Linked DNA regions of Mus musculus: region 1 is linked to region 2. Evidence: chromatin contacts called from ENCODE Hi-C data. All regions are on one chromosome and are shown on one strand. The core of a region is the stretch at or near the end of the contact, and the rest is flanking DNA. Distances in the headings are between cores, read along the strand shown. Region 1 holds the start of Olfr1009 (olfactory receptor 1009). Region 2 has its middle 6.0 kb from the start of Aplnr.

Region 1 (4,506 bases), core at 2-2,501, 590 kb before region 2:
ATATGATTCATATCTGGTTGCTGTTGTATTTATTAGATTTTATCTTACTTTCAAAAAATAAATATATTTAAGGGAAAGAACCCTGAGCTTAAGTAGAAAGTTATATTCATAGTAATATGATGAAATAAAGCTTTATTTACTAAAATAAAATGTATTTTATGTAGTAAAACAAAAGTCACACAGAAAGATAAAAGGATGTCAATTACAAACTCTGCAAAATGTTTGTCATGTTGAGATGCTGCCTAGGGGGATCAGATCATGTCTGGAAGCTTTGCTCTGAATCTATTTTGTACTCCAAATGACAGTTTAATTTTTGAGGAAAACTTTGGCTTTAGCAACTGTCCTGCCCATGGCCGATTTCACTTCTTTATTCCTCAGGCTGTAGATGAGCGGGTTAAGCATGGGAATCACTGCTGTGTAGAAAACAGACACCACCTTATTGAGGTCCAGAGAAGAAATGGCGCTTGGCCTCACATAGATAAAGAAGAGAGTCCCGTACAAAATAGAAACTGCTGTAACATGGGAAGAGCAGGTAGAGAAGGCTTTCCTCCTACCTTCAGCTGAGCGGATTCTCAGGATGGCAATGAGGATGTGAAAGTAGGAGACTATGATGGTGGTACTACTGACAATCAATACAGCGCCTGCCACGATGAAAACCAACAGTTTGTTGATCCGTATGTCAGCACATATGAGGGAAAGGATAGGAGACATGTCACAGAAGAAATGATTGATAATATTGGAGCCACAAAAGGGAAGTCGGAAAGCAGCTGTCGTGTGAGTCATGGTATTAAAAAAGCCAACAGCATAGGGTCCGATCACCAGCTGTATGCAGAGTCTCTGGGACATGGCTACTGAATACAACAGGGGGTTACAGATGGCTACATATCTGTCATAGGCCATGGATGCCAAGAGAAGACACTCAATGGCCACAAAGAACCCAAAGAACCATTGCTGTAATACACAGCCCAGAAAAGAGATAGCTTTTTTATCTGCAAAGAAGTCTGTGAGCATCTTGGGGGCCACGACTGACGAGAAGCAAATGTCCACAAATGACAGGTGGCTGAGGAAAAAGTACATTGGAGTGTGAAGGCGAGAATCTACCCGAATGAGAATGATCATACCTAAGTTTCCCGTCATGGTAACCAGGTAAAAAAGCAGAAAGAGCAAGAACAGGAAGACCTGCAGATTAGGGTGGTATCTCAAGCCAATGAAAATGAATTCTGTGATCCTTGTATAGTTCTCATCCGCCATTAATAAGGTTCGTCTCTAAGGCAAGAACAATGAAGAGCAACATGATAGTTGTGTCTTAAAACTTCTTGGTAATGCACAAGAGAAGAAACTACAGGCTAAAATCTGAAACTTGACTTTCTGGATTAAAAAAAAAAAGTACTAGTAAATGTAATATATACTATCTGAAGAGTAACATGAGTTTAAGTGTCATAAAGAGAAAACTCCGGTGTAAGTATGAAATGCTTAGGCATTATACCTGAAACCCTCCAATGCCTTTACAGACTAAAGGGGGAAACATTATTGTTATTTTCACGATATCTCTGAATTCATTTTATAAGAGGTAGATCTCAAATGTCCTTTTCAAAATAAAAATAAAAACAATCATTTGGGCTGGGGTGGAAGCTAAATAAAATAATACCTTACTTAGTAAATGCCGGGTTCTACTTTTGATCCTATTTAATAAAGTAATTAGCATAATAAAAAATAATCTTCTTAAAAATAAGCAATGTAGATACTGACATGATCATAAGTCTTATAAGGTTGCATAGAGCTTATGGATTGAACATGATAATAGAGACCACAACATTCCAAAACCTATAAAGAAAACAAAATATAAGAATAATAGAAAATGCTGGAGTTACAGAGATGACTCTGTGACAGTTAAGAGCACTTACATATAGATACATAAACACACACAAACACAAAAATATTTTTAATTGAGATAAATATTTTTAAATATAAATTACAGAAAAATAAGAACTAGAGAAATGTCACTGTTTGACAAAATGACTCATAGAAAACTTTGAATAATTAACTAAGATAGATGGAGGTTGATATGGGTAAATGCTAAAAAGTGTGGAAGAAAGTAATTAAAATATATTATACATCATATATACTTATGAAATTGTCAAGCAACAAAATTAATCAATAAAAGTTAGAACTGTTCAATGAATCATTGGAATTCCAGTGCAATGTGAAAAAATGAAAAAATAACAACATACAAAGTATCAGCAGAAAAAAATTCATATTTTAGATAGCAGTTGTTAAAATAACCATTAATAAGCACAGAAAAGAACATTTAAATTTTCAGTGAAAATAGCTACATGGGTGGCTCAGAGGTAAGGAATATAGCAAGAATGTTCAAGGTTCTAGTTTCCATTCTCAACCTTGCAAAAAAGATTTTTAAAGTTTTTAATTAAAAAAACACAAATTATGGCATGTTCAATGAAGCAGAGAGATAACTAAATAAATGGAACAGATAAATGTATAAGTAAAATCTTAGTTGTAAGGACACATTTTCTTCTTGGGGGGGGGGTTATCCCATTGGAAAAGCAAACACTTCCTGGTTTGCCCCTCAGTTAGGTGGCAGACACAGATAAACTCGATGTGAAGTCAGGAAGAAGTAACATTTGTCTCATGGATAATTTTACAGCTGTTCAGTGTCCTAACAGGGTTTTCTTGTCAGTGACCATTGCTCTTTCTATTAAACCATTACCCTCTAGTCTCTATTGTTGAAAATTCCATCAGTAGATGGGAAGTCTTCATTCTTTTTTGGAAGATCTATGTTGCTTTGACAAAGTGATACAGCCTCAATTTGTAACACAGGCAGACAGACAAGTGGGATGCTCACGGATGCATTGTTTCTAAATATTTGGTTTAAGAAGACAGAATCCAGTGTCTATTTGTTGTTACATATAAATAGCGGTACCTTACCTATGTTCCATTTCGCTTTCAGGCAATCAAACATTTGCTTTATATCCTTCTCATACAAATTCAATCTTTCCCACCGATGTGACTGGAACCTGATTTTCCTTCATTCCTGTGAACGATTTTGTCAGAAGACTTGTTTTCTCCTGTCCTTTTTACAACTTAGACTAACCGGGCTAGGAGTCTCATCAAATTATTTGACAAATTCAATGCAAGTCCAATCAAACATCTAATCACATCTTAAAATGTAACTTCCGATTGCAAAATTTATGCAAGAGAAAAACATTAAGTCAGTCAAAGCCATGTTGAAAAACGATATAGAGGGGAATAATCCATTAGACAAATGGCAAAACACATTATAAAGATACAGTAATTAGAACAGTATGGTATTCTTCTTAGGATAAACAAGAATAGAAAAACTATGATAACCATAGCTGGTACAGCCCCACATGTCAACTTAGCGCAGATAAATGGAATGAGGAGTAAACAGTTTAAACAGTTTCACTCCAGGTTAGCAGAAGTGTCAATAGGCCCAGTGTCAGTAGTAATTTCTCTTTTACAATCTCCGAAATGAAACTGCAACAGTAATATTCTCTGCTCAACAACTGTATTCATATATATTGCCAATCCAGCTCTTAAACATTTATTTTTAAACTCACAGATCTAGGATCTGTCAGCCATAGTTGTGAAAGTTGCTTTTTTCACTGGGCAGTAACAGATTCTCCCTCTCAGGATCAGTGTGTTGGGTTCACCTATGCCTGGGTCATCACTGTGATAGAGAACAAACTCTAAGCTGCGGACCAGTGGACTGGGATGTATCTAAGGCCCCAAGGCTGATGTTTTCTAAAAGCATTAGGGGATTTTTATCACTCTGACCAAACTCAGTGCACCTGGACTTTCCACACTAAGATTTGTCTATCTAGGAACCTGATATCTCCTAATATCCCAACACCAGCTTATGCATTGCTGTGGAACACAAAATGTTCAGTGTTTAAAAGCACACCTAAAAGTGCAGTGGTTATTAAATTTAAAGAACTCAGAGAACTCCCAGAGAAATGCTGTTTGATGCTGAAGTTTGGCTGTAAATTATTCTGTCCTGTGTTGTTCTCTGTTATCGTCAGCTTGATGTTACTCCCTAGCACACATAAATTCTGTAGCCTAGAAACACTGTACATATGATACTACACACGCAATGAGAGACCCAAGAACTTACCTTATCTATCCTGTGTAACCTAAAGGGGTATCAATTTTGTGTACTTGAAATGGATTTATTTTAATCATAATTACTGTGGGAAAACTCTGCTAATTAAGGTCAAAGATTACCATTGAGTGGATTATCTTTTGAGCTTAGCACATAATGGAGGACTCCCTTCATTAGCAGGGTTTACCCTTCTCTGACCTTGTCTGAGGAGTTCAAAAACCCACACATATCTCTACCTGCAGAATGTCATTAGCCTTAGTTAGATTACATGTCTTAGCACAGCTAAAAGAACATATCAAACACTTAAAATATTAATCAAACCCAACATAAGCCCCTCTATCACCAAACACCCAATTAAACCCGATATT
Region 2 (4,445 bases), core at 1,772-4,271:
TGATTCTAAGTTATCTACTTGCAGCCAAGTGGTAAAGCAGTAGCTAAGGCAGGGTTGTTAGCCAGAGTCCCCAGGGCTAGGTGACCTAGGAGAGGAACAAGAAGGTTTCCTAGGGGACTTCTCTCCCCGAGGTGATTTCAGTTAGGTATTGTGACAAGTCAGAGATAAACAGTTCCTGGCAGAAAAGTGTCTTGGCCCTGTTCCATGAGAAGGGCCAAAATTGCTAGCAGAGTGAAAATTCTAGAGTTGGGTTCAGAAGTCTTCCCCAACTTTCCCCACAAGCTGACTCCTCACCTAGAGAACAAAGCCAGCCTTGGCTGTGATGGACACTGTCATGTGCACTTAGTGAGTGCAAGTTTTATATATGATGTAAGGCCACTTAGATGTGACATCTAGGGATCCTTGTGAACAGACTGCAGATAAGTGTATAAATGCATGTGTGTGCGAGGGTATGCCTTGCTTGCATGTGCAATAAATGGGTATACATATTTATGTGTGTAGGGGAATGTGCTTTCTTATATAGAGTGGGGGTAGGAGTGTGCCCTGGACTCACACAGCTATGTCATAGTTTCAGAGGACTAGATAAACATCCTGCCTAAAGGACAGGAAAGTGTGGCTAATTGGCTCTCTCTAAAGCTTTGAGTTGAAGAGGAAAGCTAAAGCCATCTGCTGGGACCCCACCCAGACCTGGCTCAAGCTCTGTGCTGGGACATCAAAGTAGAAGTGTAGCCTTTCTCTACCCCTCACTGACTTCTCACCCCCTCCCTTCCAGCGCTCTGCTCTGCCCCTGACTTCACAGGTCTGCTTTGAACTCCACAGCTTGGGAACTCACCCAGGCAACAGTCTCTCTCTCTCTCTCTCTCTCTCTCTCTCTCTCTCTCTCTCTCTCTCTCTCTCTCTCTCTCTCTCTCTCTCTCTCTCTCTCCAAGAGGTAGCCACAGCTGTGTCCCTAACAGCTGGTTTGCTATCTGAGGAAGCTGGGGGTGGAGGGGAGATGGGGAGAAACAGGGAGGTAGATATAGCTGAAATTTAACTACCTGACTACCTGCCTCACTCCAATAGCGCTGCTATTGTCTTCAGCCAGAACACTGCAGTACCACCCCAGCCCTACTCCTTATCTGACCAAAACCAAATGGTCATCTTTAGCAATTAAAGCTAATCTCCCCCTTACATCCACCCCACCCCCTCTGATATCCCTGCCACCACCCGTGCTCTAACTCATTCCACCATTTGGTACTACTTCCAGCTTCTTGACCCTATTTCAAACTCTCTAGGCTCCCTGAGCACCCTGAACAGGAAAGACAGAAATAATGCAGCAGCCTGAGGCCCAGGGATATGAGTTCCAATCCTTTCCTACCTATTTGTCCATTCACTCAACTCAACAGGTGTTTGTTGAACAACTAGTGTGTGAGAGACTGGGGCGGGGGAGGGGGGCTCTGAACACATCACAGAATAATTCAGGCTTAGTCTCTGATCCCCTGTACTTGCTAGGGGTGAGGAAGTGACTGGTGAGCGAAGGCAGAGCACTGGGGCCCTGATAAACACCACAAAGGGAGTTAAGCCAGGCTAATGGTGCAGAGAATAAATGAAAGCTGGTAGTTTGAGCAAGCATTGTCTGTGGAGGCCTCATGGGGGTCTCTGGAATCCTAACTGAAGCTTGCTGTGTCTGAAGCTTGAATGATCAGCTGGCTTTGTAGCCCAACCAAACCTCCAACCACACACACCCCCAACAAGTTTCTCTATCTGTATGAGAAGACACTGGACCAGTCTGGTCTATTTTTTTCTATGATTCTGGGGACTGTGGCAGCAGCTCCAATAGTGGCTGGGCAAGTGGCTTTCTTTCCAGTGAGGTCAAAAGGGAACAATGAAGGGACCTCTCAGTCACTAAATGCAGGGTCAGATTACAATCAGGGCACCAAGCCCTGTCTGATGGATTAGAATGGGATCAGCAGGAATCTGGAGGTCTCTCCTGATCTCTCTTATACTCTTACTCACCAACACACCCACCTTTGCGCGCGTGCGCGCACACACACACACACACACACACACACACACACACACACACACACACATAGAACCCCATCCATGGTAACTCTAACAAACCCATGTGAATACCACCATACCACCACCATGTGTATAACCTCAGAAGGGACCGACCGGAGCCCTCCTCAGGATGGTGTGGGTAGAGATTGAGCTCGTGGAACCTGGAACAGGAAAGATTTCTAATTCATCAAGACCTTTGGTTCCTAAGTTGAGGCCGTAGGCCATAGAAGATAGTAACAGGGGAAAGGTAGGTAGCGTGGGGTCAGCACCAGCATTGCATAAAATCTTTCGGAAATGGCACGGTCCCCTTTCCCTTCACAAGGATAAACCTCTAAATGCCACGCAGCAGTGGCTCGAGCCTGGGTTTGAGCAAATCCGTGCGGTGGCTCTGGTTCCTCCCGTGCTGCTCAGCAGGCCTTTGTTGAATAAAAACTGAGAATCATTATTATTTAATAAATGGTGTGGGTTGGACAAACACAATCCTTCCCTGACGGGAGCTCACCGGGGAAGAACAGGAAAGCAAGCAAAGTGGCCTTTGATGGTAAAAGGTTGAGGCTACTAAGCTATTCCACACATTGGGTTTCACTGGGGAGGAAGGCAAGGTTCAGGGAAGGAAAGGGCTTTGCCCAGTTGTCCCTGGGCCACCCAGTCGGCCCCTCCCAGGCCCCCAAGAACTCCTGCAGAGGAAGCCTTCTCCCCACAGCTCCCTGGCCTTTGTCTAGCTGTGATGAGGGACTCCCGGCAAGAGGCAGAGGGCAGGAAACAACAGAAGCAGGAAGGAGGTCAGGAAGAGGCGGATGAGACCCCAGCCAGCTCACACTCAGCCCTACCAACCTTCAGGACAGCAAAGCAATGCTTCCAAAAATATTTACACGAGTCTAAATTAATGAGGAACTATATCAGCTCTGACAATGGGAGGATGTGGGGCTGGCCCTCCAGGGGAGAAGACCAACGCAATCAGGCTGCAGGCACTGCAAGGGGACCGGGTCTAGGGGAAGGCTAGCCTTGTAGCTCTAAAGGAGGAAATCCCAGCCTGCCAGCACTGGTGACAACAGTATCTGTCCATCTCCCTGAGGAAAAGAGAGCATGCTGCATTCTCAGAACTATACAAAGTGTCTTCACCCTGCTTTCCCCGCTTCCACGGAGTGCAGAAATCTCCTCTACTTTACCCTGAAGGGCACCTTAGGACCACTGTGTACCTCCATTGACCAGATGTTCACTCTTGGCCTTGACAGGCCATTCTCATTCTAGTCTGAGCAGCCCATCACTTCCCACAGGGTCACCATCAATAAAGCAGGGTTCAAAGGAAAGAGATTGGAGCCTGTGCTGCTACTCGAAGTCTTGAAAATCTAACCATTGCAAGACTCAGTTTCCTCGTCTATAAGGTGGGAGTGATTTGAGAGACGGTGTGTCTATCTTTATCACCTGGGACTGGCGATCAGAGTCGAAAAGAATGTGAGGGTAAAGTATTATCACGTTCCGAAAATGCTGAGGGCCTTGTGGACCAAGTTATGGGGCCACAGAAGAAAGAGCTTAAAATGTCAGAGGACTGAAGTCAGTCAAGACCATGTTGCCAAACTCAAAATCGTCAAGGTATAGAGACAGTCAGGTGCCCAGCAATGACTCATGACTAGATAAAGAAATGTGGTATATATCCACAGTGAAATTTTATTCAACCATAAAGAATAAAATGATGTCCTTTGAAGCTAAATGGGTGGAACTTGACGTCATCCTGTCGAGAATAATAAGCCGGTTTCATGAAGACAGACATGGTGTTTTCTCCCATGTGAGAGATTTAAGCGAGGGGCAGGGCTTGGAAGAGAGAGAAAAAAACATTAGGGATGTGAAAGCGAAAAGGATGAGGAACCCAGAGGATGAGAAAGACCAAAGAGGGGTGATTGTGATCAAAGTACGTTAGCAAACTGTATGCACATACAGAAATATCAGTGTGACATTCCTTACTTATACTTTATAAAGCTTTATAATCAATTTATATGCTAATGAATATGGGAATAAAGTTAGATAAGGCTGCAAAGTTGATCTTTTCATCCCAAATAAGATGCAGCTTATCCCTGCACTGTCGCCCTCACTGCACAGAGAAACGAGCATGGAAATCTGGTCTAGCAAACAGTGAGAGTTGTGAGGGTAAAATACACGCTAAGTGTCAAGGATGCCAAGGAAGAAAAAGAATGTGACCATGCCTCATCAGAAAGGTTCACACAGAAGCTCTGCCAGTGCCTGAAAGATACAGGAGTGGATGCTCACAGGCATCCATTGGACAGAGCACAGGGTCTCCAATGGAGGAGCTAGAGAAAGGACCCAAAGAGCTGAAGGGGTTTGCAGCCCCATAGGAAGAACAACAACAGGAACCAACCAGTACCCCCAGAGCTCCCAGGGACTAA

Evidence for each region. Hi-C counts contacts between places; a loop is a spot of excess contacts on that map.
Region 1: a map of heart shows a loop between it and region 2 (4-fold over the local background). The contact joins the promoter of Olfr1009 here to the enhancer-like site in region 2. A Hi-C loop is called at or near these places in 5 of 37 maps with a recorded cell type or tissue (adrenal gland, heart and left cerebral cortex).

The regions. Positions count from the first base shown.
Region 1 is chr2:85,718,152-85,722,657 of GRCm38, reverse strand. It overlaps Olfr1009 (olfactory receptor 1009), which reads right to left and starts at 1,251. Exons shown (of 1, transcript NM_146572.2): 1 at 307-1,251. The coding sequence starts at 1,251. The coding sequence ends at 307.
Region 2 is chr2:85,128,132-85,132,576 of GRCm38, reverse strand. No RefSeq gene overlaps it. Among named protein-coding and RNA genes, the nearest start is that of Aplnr, 6.0 kb to the left of the region's middle. Within about 2 kb of position 3,021, at least 1 of the 3 ENCODE cell types and tissues checked has a DNase peak (open chromatin) inside an H3K27ac peak, as active enhancers do; it is heart, where a contact is called at or near this core.